2 separate regions of the Homo sapiens genome follow, and region 1 is linked to region 2. The links are chromatin loops, found by intact Hi-C in ENCODE. Cell type or tissue: OCI-LY7. All regions are shown on one strand.

The links. Peaks named below come from ENCODE experiments on the same cell type or tissue, not always from the same donor. Only the 100,000 strongest peaks of a DNase experiment are listed, where the experiment ranks them.
Region 1: it touches region 2 in a loop (2.5-fold over the local background); 10 of 110 quality-filtered maps call a loop at or near these places.

Annotation. Positions count from the first base shown.
Region 1 is chr6:63,686,698-63,691,697 of GRCh38, reverse strand. All of the region lies in intron 4 of PHF3 (PHD finger protein 3), which reads right to left. Among named protein-coding and RNA genes, the nearest start is that of PHF3, 53 kb to the right of the region's middle. In OCI-LY7, CTCF peaks have their summits at 1,875 and 2,077; no DNase peak of the experiment used is centred here; H3K27ac peaks cover 1,765 bases.
Region 2 is chr6:63,596,747-63,601,746 of GRCh38, reverse strand. No RefSeq gene overlaps it. Among named protein-coding and RNA genes, the nearest start is that of PTP4A1, 27 kb to the right of the region's middle. RefSeq lists enhancers at 3,006-3,065, 3,146-3,305. In OCI-LY7, CTCF peaks have their summits at 2,800 and 3,000 (motif pointing left); a DNase peak (open chromatin) is centred at 2,976; H3K4me3 peaks cover 1,350 bases; H3K27ac peaks cover 676 bases.

The sequences.
Region 1 (5,000 bases), 90 kb before region 2:
TAACAAGAAAATCTATGTCAAAAATGAGGCTAAATTAAATTTTCAATATCTGATTTTCTGAAACTTTGCATGTTTTCCATCTCTATCCGTTCCATAAGTTCAACATACAGCAAGTTTTCAAAGAAAATAATATTCTATTAAAATGATACCTTTAAGACCTCAAATATTTCTCCTCTGGTATGAATGAGAAAATGCTGGGGGAGGGAGGGGACAATAAACCATCAGGAAGAAAAGACAACTGGCCTTTGTCAGTCTTGAATACTATAAACAATAACAAAGTATAGACTAACAATAAATTTATCCACTGAGAAGGGTGGTAAGATCTTGGTAATAATTTCATCACGGACAATCCATCAAAGTTACAGCTACCTACCTCACCACAGACGTGACATCACATATAAAATTGGGAAGAATTGTTTATCCAACAAATCGTTTTAAATAAAAGAAAAAACCAACAATAGTAACAAAAATGGAACTCAAAAACTAGCATGATGGAGCCTCTCAAACTGTTTATTAGCCACCTTACCTAGATAACCTCAAAATATTCTGGTTCATGGTGTCACGCTGATTCAGCTAAAGAATCTTTTTCTGTACTTTTAAGTTCAAAGGACTTCCTTACTAATGACCATGTGTTTTAGATAAATTTCTTTTTCCAAATAAAGATCACTATTCTATCTTAACATAAAAATATTAGTACTTGGGTTGGATTTAATTCCCAATCTCCTTATAAAAGTTTTCCCATCACTGTCTTTTAGCTAAGTAATAACTTCACTAACCAATAGGAAAAGTCCAGGGATGTGAAACGTATGACTCTAAAAAAGCTTCTATCTTTCCAGTTTAAAAGGAGTATCTATAACTACTTTTGAAAATAATAGCAAATGAGATATATACACAGCAATTTAATTTACCTGCTTTTTAACCCATGGTTAGGAAAGCTGCAATGCTTTCAGACAACCATCCTTAACTTTGTCCTTTTTTCATCTTCAGGCTAGCAATTTATGATACAGCTGAAAGACTTAGAAGGATTTAGGTATGTACTTTAACAATCTAAAGACCGTGCTACTGATTTTGATAATAGTGGCACCACCAATAGTACCAAGCTCCTTTCAAAAAGCTGTAATCCAAGAGAGAGGATATTGAAGGTAACACACTGGGTGATATGGTCAATTCAAAATATACCAGAGGTACTGTTTTAATGTTAAAACTGTAAAAACTACAAGAGTGAGTTCCAATCCTTACAGTGTTTTTAAAGTCTTGCCAAATACCTCATTCCTCAATAACAGCACTTCCTTTTCTTCTTCCTCATGTGCCTATTGTGTATAAAACCACTACTATGCCTTGAGACTTGACTTCATCACATCTATAACTTATCATTCTTTATCCTTGCTGGTAATACCTGTGCTAGCTTTAGCAGGTTAAGTCCTCATTTCCCTAGGGATTAATTTGGTTTAAAAAAATAATATAGAATATTTGGGGTTGACAAGCAAGAAAACTTTCGAACAATGTTAACACACGTTTAGAAGACAGAAATAATTCCTACAGGTTTGAGATTTTTGATGGGCCCATAATGATACAGATATTCTAGCAAAAGTGGAATAAAGCTTGAAATGCAGGTGTTTAAAAGTTCTCCCACTTCGAGTTGCAAAGCTAAAATATTAAAAATGATTATTTGTAATGAGCATTGTAGCTTTCCTAACAATGGGCTAACTGCTATTTCTTGAAAGCAACTGTCTAACATGAATGTTTCTGAAATGCTGAAGGAAAGCTAATGATTTCCCTTTACTTCCACAATCAAAGGTATATTAAGATTTCTTCAAAGCAAGTCTGGGATAGTTTCAGTGAGACATGACTTAAAAACCTACAGTACAAATAATGCTATTGTTCCAAATCCAAACCTAAAGGTCAAAATATAAAGCACATATTAAGGAATTTTCACATTTTTATTTCACAACCAGGGAAGAGTGGTTTGATGATCGTGAAATTTATCAAGCAATTCTTTCAATAAGCCTCATTTCAAGTTGGAAATGTCTCATTCAAACTTGAGAGGCTATAAAAAGCAAAACTCTAGTGCCATCTACAGATGTATCTTAATAGTTTATATTTTAGGTTAAAAAATGCAGTTTTAAGAGTTTTTGAGAGAGAGAAAAGACTCACTCTTCTAAGATCAGAGAATTCTACGTCACATAAACATTAAATCATTTTTGTTACTAACAATCTGCAGAGAAAAATAGAATCATTTGTTCTAGAAGAAAATTTCTTCTCAGAAGTTTTCTTGTTTGAAAGCTATAAATCCATTTTCTAAGTCTGTTTGTTTTTTAAATATTATCTGATATACTAGTCTTCTACAATTGGGGCCAAGAAAGTGTAATGCAAACTAAAAACTCAAGCATCTTCTGGAGAAGTAGAAAAACAGAAACCACAAGGTAAATAACATGAAAAAACTAAGACTTCCTCCTTACAAAATGCCAACTGACTTACGTTTAAAAGAAGTTCAAAAGTTGCATTAATTTTAAAAATCAGAGGATTAAATAATCTGGTCTTTAAAATCATACACCTTTGATGTAAGTTTGAATCAGGAAAATAAAAGGAAGCAATAAAAATCTAGCATATGTTGCTTCTTTAAGGGTCTACTGTCTTTAGGATATGCATAGAAGTTGCTTATGATTAATATCACATCTAGCCATGACACAGCTATATTACAAAATATAATTTCCAACTGGGAGCACACACAAGGAAACTAACTTCAACTGCAATACGTAAAATGATAAAGCGTTTATATAGTCTTTACAGAGGCAAAGCTGTTGCAAATGCTAGAAAATGTGTCATATTAACAAACAGCTTTCAATGTATCTAGTGCATGAAATCAAAGAGAAGGATCAAAATTATTTCCAAACATGCCCTTTCTAATAAATTTATATTCTTACACAAGGATTAGAATAGGAAAATTGCAACCTGCATGACAGGTGCATTTTCTGAGTAAACGAAATGTATACAAGCACAATGTATCAAAGTAGTAGAATCACAGTAGTAGTGAAGGCTAGTTAATATGTAAAAACAACAATCAGCTGGGCGCCATGGCTTGTGCCTGTAATCCCAGCACTTTGGGAGGCTGAGGCGGGCGGATCACCTGAATTCAGGAGTTCGAGACCAGCCTGGCCAACACGGTGAAACCCCATCTCTACAAAAAATACAAAATAAGCTGGGCATGGTGGCATTTGCCCGTAATCCCAGCTACTTGGGAGGCCGAGGCAGGAGAATCACTTGAACTCAGGAGGTGGAGGTTTCAGTCAGCCAAGATCACACCACTGCTCTCCACCCCTGGGCAACAGTGAGACTTTGTCTTAAAAACAAGAGAAGAGGAGGGGAGGGGAAGGGAGGGGGAAGGGGAGGGGGAGGAGGGGAACGGAAGGGGAAGGGGAGGGGGGAGGAGGGGAGGGGGGAGGAGGGGAAGGGGGGAGGGGAGGGGGAGGGGAGGGGAAAAAAACAATTACATAGGCTTTTTTTTTTTTTTTGAGACGGAGTCTTGCTCTGTCACCCAGGCTGAAGTGGAGTAGCATGATCTCGGCTCACTGCAAGCTCCGCCTCCCGGGTTCACGCGCCATTCCCCTGCCTCAGCCTCCCAAGTAGCTGGGACTACAGGCGCCCGCCAGCACGCCCAGCTAATTTTTTGTATTTTTAGTAGAGACGGGGTTTCACCGTGTTAGCCAGGAAGGCTTTAATTCACAAAATTGAAGTAATCGAAAATTCTGCTTCCATAATTGTTTCCAATGTTAAATTATTCACATCAATTACAGAGTGTAAACCCAAAATCTCTATGCACCTGACATTCTAAGTCATTCTACAGACTTGAGCAAAAACACTCTAGATTCTATACAGTAGATCCAAAAGGTGGCAGCAAGTAAACAACAACAAAGGGACTAACACCTACTCTTAATTTAGGAAAATTATTAAATGTTGGTGAAGCATGAGTCATCATTAAAAAGCCTGGGCAAACTCCTGAAGACTGGACTGGAACTTTATCTACAAGGTTAGTACGTTACATTATAACTTACTAACATGGCTTCCAACTCTATGCCAAAGTTTCATGTTAGAAATTCATTTACTTAAGGCACCTATTCCATCTCTCTGTCCACATGATAATTTTTTAAAGATTCTGGCAGAGAGAAAAAGGCTGGTTTAAAGGAGCACTTAAAAGCACCACCTAACTCTTAATTCTCTTTTGCCTGAAAACAGCAGGCCCACTTCAGAATATTTGAGTAATGTGTTCATTTATTTATGGAGACAGTCTCACTTCGTCACCAGCTAGAGTGCAGTGGCTCAATGTCGGCTCACTGCAACCTCCATTTCTCAGGTTCAAGTGATTCTCATGCCTCAGTCTCCCACATAGCTGGGATTATATGCATGCACCAGCACACCCAGCTAACTTTTGTATTTTTAGTAGAGACGGGGTTTCACCATGTTGGCCAGGCTGGTCTCGAACTCCTGACCTCAAGTGATCTGCCTACCGCCCACCTCAGCCTCCCAAAGTGCTGGGATTACAGGCATGCGACTGCGCCTGGCTGAGTAAGGTGTTTTAAATAAAAAAACCATATAATTAAGAGCATGTAAGTGACAGTGAATGTAGCACTGTATTCAAACAAGTGACAACTTTTAAAAACTGGAATATATTGTTATAAACTAACCCTTGACGCTAAAAATAGGCCACGGGCTGGATCACAAATGAAGAAATACTTTGACATAAAACTTATTTTACACAATAGCCCCAACATCTCCTTTCCGATCTCCCCAATCACCCTAACACCACCAAAATAATATGTTACAACACACTTTACTAAATTGTCCCTCCCTAAAGAGCTTCATTTTTATGTACTAAGATAGTGCTGGGAAAAATCACTCTAGCACACTTTCATGAATAAGGATAAGAAGAATATAATATACAAATTATAATGTTCTTTTATCATATCAGCATTGAAAGAAGTTCCAACAGCAATATGAACACT
Region 2 (5,000 bases):
CAAAATAGCTGCACAAGAAGATTTGAAATGTTCTCAACATAAAGAAATGATAAATGTTTGAGGTGATGGATATCCTGATTACCCTGATTTGATCATTATACATTATATGCATGCATCAAAATATCACATGGACCCTATAAATATGTACAATTATTATGTATCAATTTTTTTAAAACTATAAAACAGGCCATGCAAGGCAGCTCACACCTGTAATCCCAGCACTCTGGGAGGCTGAGGAGGGAGGAACACTTGAGCCCAGGAGTTTGAGACCAGCCTGGGCAACATAGTGAGACCCCATCTCTACAAAAAATAAAAAATTAGCTGGGTGTGGTGGTGTGTGCCTGTAGTCCCATCTACCCAGGAGGCTGAGCCAGGAGGATTGCTTGGGCCCAGGAGATGGAGACTGCAGTGAGCTATGATCTCACCACTGCACTTCAGCCTGGGTGACAGAGATAGATCCTGTCTTAAGGAAAAAAAAAAAAAATTGCTTCTCCTTCTCTGACTTGTCCTCTTTCACTCTCACTCTCCAATGAAAAACAAACAAAAAAGAGTTTGGGATCAGTTGCTAGCCTCCAGATTCTGAAATTTTGTTAGTACCAATTGGAAGCTTCCAGTTTCTTCTTTCCACATACATAGTCCCTTGGGTCTGGTCTCTGGTAGTGTTTTGTACCTCAAGAGGGAACAATTAACGTTAGTTGAACAGATGACTATTCTGCAGCAGCTGAGCATTCTTACCCTGGGTTTTCACCTGGCCAACATGGTGAAATTCCGCCTCTACTAAAATTACAAAAAAAAATTAGCCAGGTGTGGTAGCGGTGCCTGTAATCCCAGCTACTCAGGAGGCTGAGGCAGGAGAATCGCTTCAACCCGGGAGGTGGAGGTTTCGGTGAGCCGAGGTCACGCCACTGCACTCCAGCCTGACAGACAGAGTGAGACTCTGTGTTACAAAAAAAAAAAAAAAAAAAGGCCAGGCATGGTGGCTCATGCCTGTAATCCCAGCACTTTGGGAGGCCGAGGCAGGCGGATCACGAGGTCAAGAGATCGAGACCATCCTGGGCAACATGGTGAAACCCCCGTCTCTACTAAAAATACAAAAATTAGCTGGGCATGGTGGTGGGTGCCTGTAGTCCCAGCTACTCTGGAGGCTGAGGCAGGAGAATCGCTTGAACCCAGGAGGCGGAGGTTGCAATGAGCCAAGATCATACCACTGCACTCCAGCCTGGGCGACAGAGCTCGACAGAGTGAGACTCCGTCTCAAAATGATAGCAATAATAATAACACAATTTTTAAAAATGTTGGGTTTTCATAAAGTGAACCAACATTGGACGCCCTTGTATTCTCTTCATTGTTCTTCCCACAAACAGGAAGTATACTTACTTTGTAAGGCAGTACAGAATACTCTTCCCCTTAGAGCTTTGCCTAAAAGCTTTACTAGTTTCACTTTTTGAGTCATGACGTTTTCTTCTTGGCATAAATGATAATGTGCTGTCTTCAAAATACTAGACTACGTCTCTGAATTTTTTATCCACTGTATAGTTGAAGAACAAGTGTGATTAGTTTTGAGGTATTGCATATCATATAGTCCTAGGAATTACTTCTATATAGTATTATTATCATTCTTCAAATCTTGGAATTACTACCTTTAAAGGAAGAATAGAAAGCAGGATTTCCAAGGAGGAAGGATTAAAAATCAATTGGAAAATAACCAAATCAAACGTTAAAAAAAAAATTAAAACATTCATTTAACTAAAATTAGTGCAATAAATAACTGGGTAAATTTCCAAGAGTATTTGTCTAATAAAATCCATTATTACTCTTGTTTGTAAATCAAAAAACCCCAGTTTAGGGAACTAGTTTGGGCAAAAAATGGGGATTTGTTGGCTCATTTAAACAAACCCTGGCTGAGCACGGTGGCTCACGCCTGTAATCCCAGCACTTTGGGAGGCCGAGGAGGGCAGATCACCAGAGGTCGGGAGTTCAAGACTAGCTTGACCAACATGGTGAAACCCTGTCTCTACTAAAAATACAAAAATTAGCTGAGCGTTGTGGCATGTGCCTGTAATCCCAGCTACTCAGGAGGCTGAGACAGGATAATTGCTTGAACCCGGGAGGCGGAGGTGGCAGTGAGCCGAGATGTCACCATTGTACTCCAGCCTGGGCAACAGAGTGAGACACTGTCTCAAAAACCAAACCAAATAAAACCAAAAAACCCTATTAAGATCAGCAGTACAGTTAGCATCAAAGGTATCTGGAACCAGGAACTCAAACGTATTGCAGTCTTTCTCCCTTGTACCGTCTCTCCCCGCTTTTTTCTCTCTTTCCCCGTTTTTTGGTTTGCTTCTCTCTACTTTTTAACCTCAACACATTTAAAAGTAGAAGTTTCCTGTTTTTAATTCCTACTTCAGTCTGTTTTTCCTATCTATTGAATGTTTTAATTCCCATCAATCTTTATTTTTAACATCAATCTGCTTCTTCAAATTTTAATTTTTTAAATCCTTCTTAGCCTTTGAATTTTTGTCCCTAACCTTTACTCTTTGTCGATAGTGTGTGCTTATTACCAATTTATCTCTGTAAGAGGGAAGTACCAGAACTTAAAAAGAAGCATGGGCCTACAAATGTAAAGAAATTGATTTGCATTTATAAATAATGGAGACGGCAAGGTTCTGAGAAGTACTCAGCTGGTATTATCTCAAACTTGACTTTATTGATGATTTTTAACCACGAAATTTAGACTTTCCATAAGGATTATAACTTGCTTGTTTATCCCATTTCTTGGCTAAGGATGGGAACTACATTTCCCAGAATCCTCTTCCCTATATGGTTCTAGGTTAGAATTGAACAAAAGAGGAATGTGTATGAGATTTGAAAAGTGAATGAAACTGAAGCGACTGTGCTCAAAAGGTCATTGCTGTGAAACCGGGCGACAGGTAGAGACAGATGCTGCGAGTCCCAGCTTGTCCTGCTGTTCTCCATTCTGTGTCTTGCCTCTCTTGCCACCTGCTGGTTCGGCTGATCAATAACAGCCCCTGACCCAGGGTGTAGGCGATAGCTACACAAAGACGAACCTTTCCCCAGAGATGGCAATTTCGAGACCCTCCATGAATACGCTCTTTGCAGTCCCACTTTGGCAACTGGTCACGCTTGATTTCCTGGATTTCTCGGCCAGCTGCAGTTTGTTACTCACATCAGTGCTTCAGTGGACTCTTCAGCCTATTTCTCTGATTCTCTGACTCTCCCTTCCAGACCTTCACTTTTGCAACTCTTTTCATATTCGTGTAAGTCCTAATTCCTATAGTAAATTAGTTATTCTCATTATCATTACAGTGTCTCTTGGAACTCTTCGATCTTCGTGCTCGGCTGTCTTTATTGCTTCAGGTGTCTTCCCTGATAGTTGCAAATGGCCACCACAACCGAGCGTTCCCTACTCACCTGACGTTGCTCCAAGCAGCAAGCAAGCGCACGGGTACTTACAAGTCTTTCTCCATACAATCTTCTCTTGTTTCAGGAAAGAATGTTGTTTTTACCAGAAGCCTCTAACAGAATTCCCCTCTAAGTCTCCTAGGTCAGATCAGGCATCTTCCCCTGGTCACTGATAAAGGAGCTAAATTGCCATGATTGGCTCAGACTTGTGGTCCTGTCCTTGGCTGCACAACAGGGAACATTTTAAAACGTATTTGCACCCGCACCCAACTTGCAACGATTCTGATCGAATTGTTTTGGGGTGGTGCTGTGGCTCAATATTTGTAAAATGCTTTCGCAGAGATTATAATGTGCAGCCAGGGTTGAGAACCACTGCTTGGATCAAACATGATTCATTCTCTTAATATTTCACAGTGCCTGAGCAAATCAGTGTTCTGTATAAGGAAGAAGGTAGAAATGCTGAGGGATTGGCAATCAAGATTTATTCATCCAAATTATCTCATTCAAGCATGACCGATGGAATAGATGGAAATATGACTAAATTTCCCACTTGATTTTCATCATCTAACATCACTAAGAGTTACCAGAGTTTAAACAAGTTATTTGACTAAATCTAGGAATAATAATACAACAGCTATTCTCTATTCCTTAGTTACTGGAAGTAAAGCCATTCTGAATGAGCTACTAAACCACGTGGCACAGAGCTCAAGAAATAACTATTCCTTTGTGGGGCACCTAATGAATTAGCCTTATTTAATTACTTATATAATTAATTGCATGATTAATATAATTAATTATATAATTAATTGCATGATTAATATAATTAATTATATAATTAATTGCATGATTAATATAATTAATTATGGGGGTGGGAACATGGAGAGATGGTCAAAGGGTACAAAGTTTCAGTTAGAAAACATGTTTTTGAGATATATCGCACAGCATGGTGACTATAGTTAATAATGTATCTTTCAAAATTGCTAACAGGGCAAATTTTAAATATACCACAAAAAATGGTAAGTATGTGAGGTGATGGATTTAATTAGCTTAATTTAATCATTTTACAATACGTAGATATATCAAAACATCACATTGTACCCCACAAATATATATAATTGTCAATTAAAAACAATTAAAATCTTTAAAAAAATCCCTGTAGTTCTGAATTTGAGTTGGAAGTATCAGTATGATATTGTAACATTATTTTTTTTTTGTATTTTCATTATAATTAATTTTTTTTTTTTTTGTGAGAGAGGGTCTCACTTTGTCACCCAGGCTGGAGTGCAGTGGCAAGGATCTCAGCTCACTGCAACCACCCCCTCCTGTGTTCAAGCGATTCTCAAGGCTCAGCTCTCTGAGTAGCTGGGATTACAGTTGCACATCACCATGCTCAGCTAATTTTTGTATTTTTAGTAGAGATGGGGTTTTATCATGTTGGCCAGGCTGGTCTCGAACTCCTGACCTCAAGTGATCTGCCTGCCTTGACCTCCCAAATTGTTGGGATTACAGGCATGAGCCACAGCACCCAGTCTCAGTATAGTTTATTTTATACTACAGTTTAATTATCTTTATAGTGCACT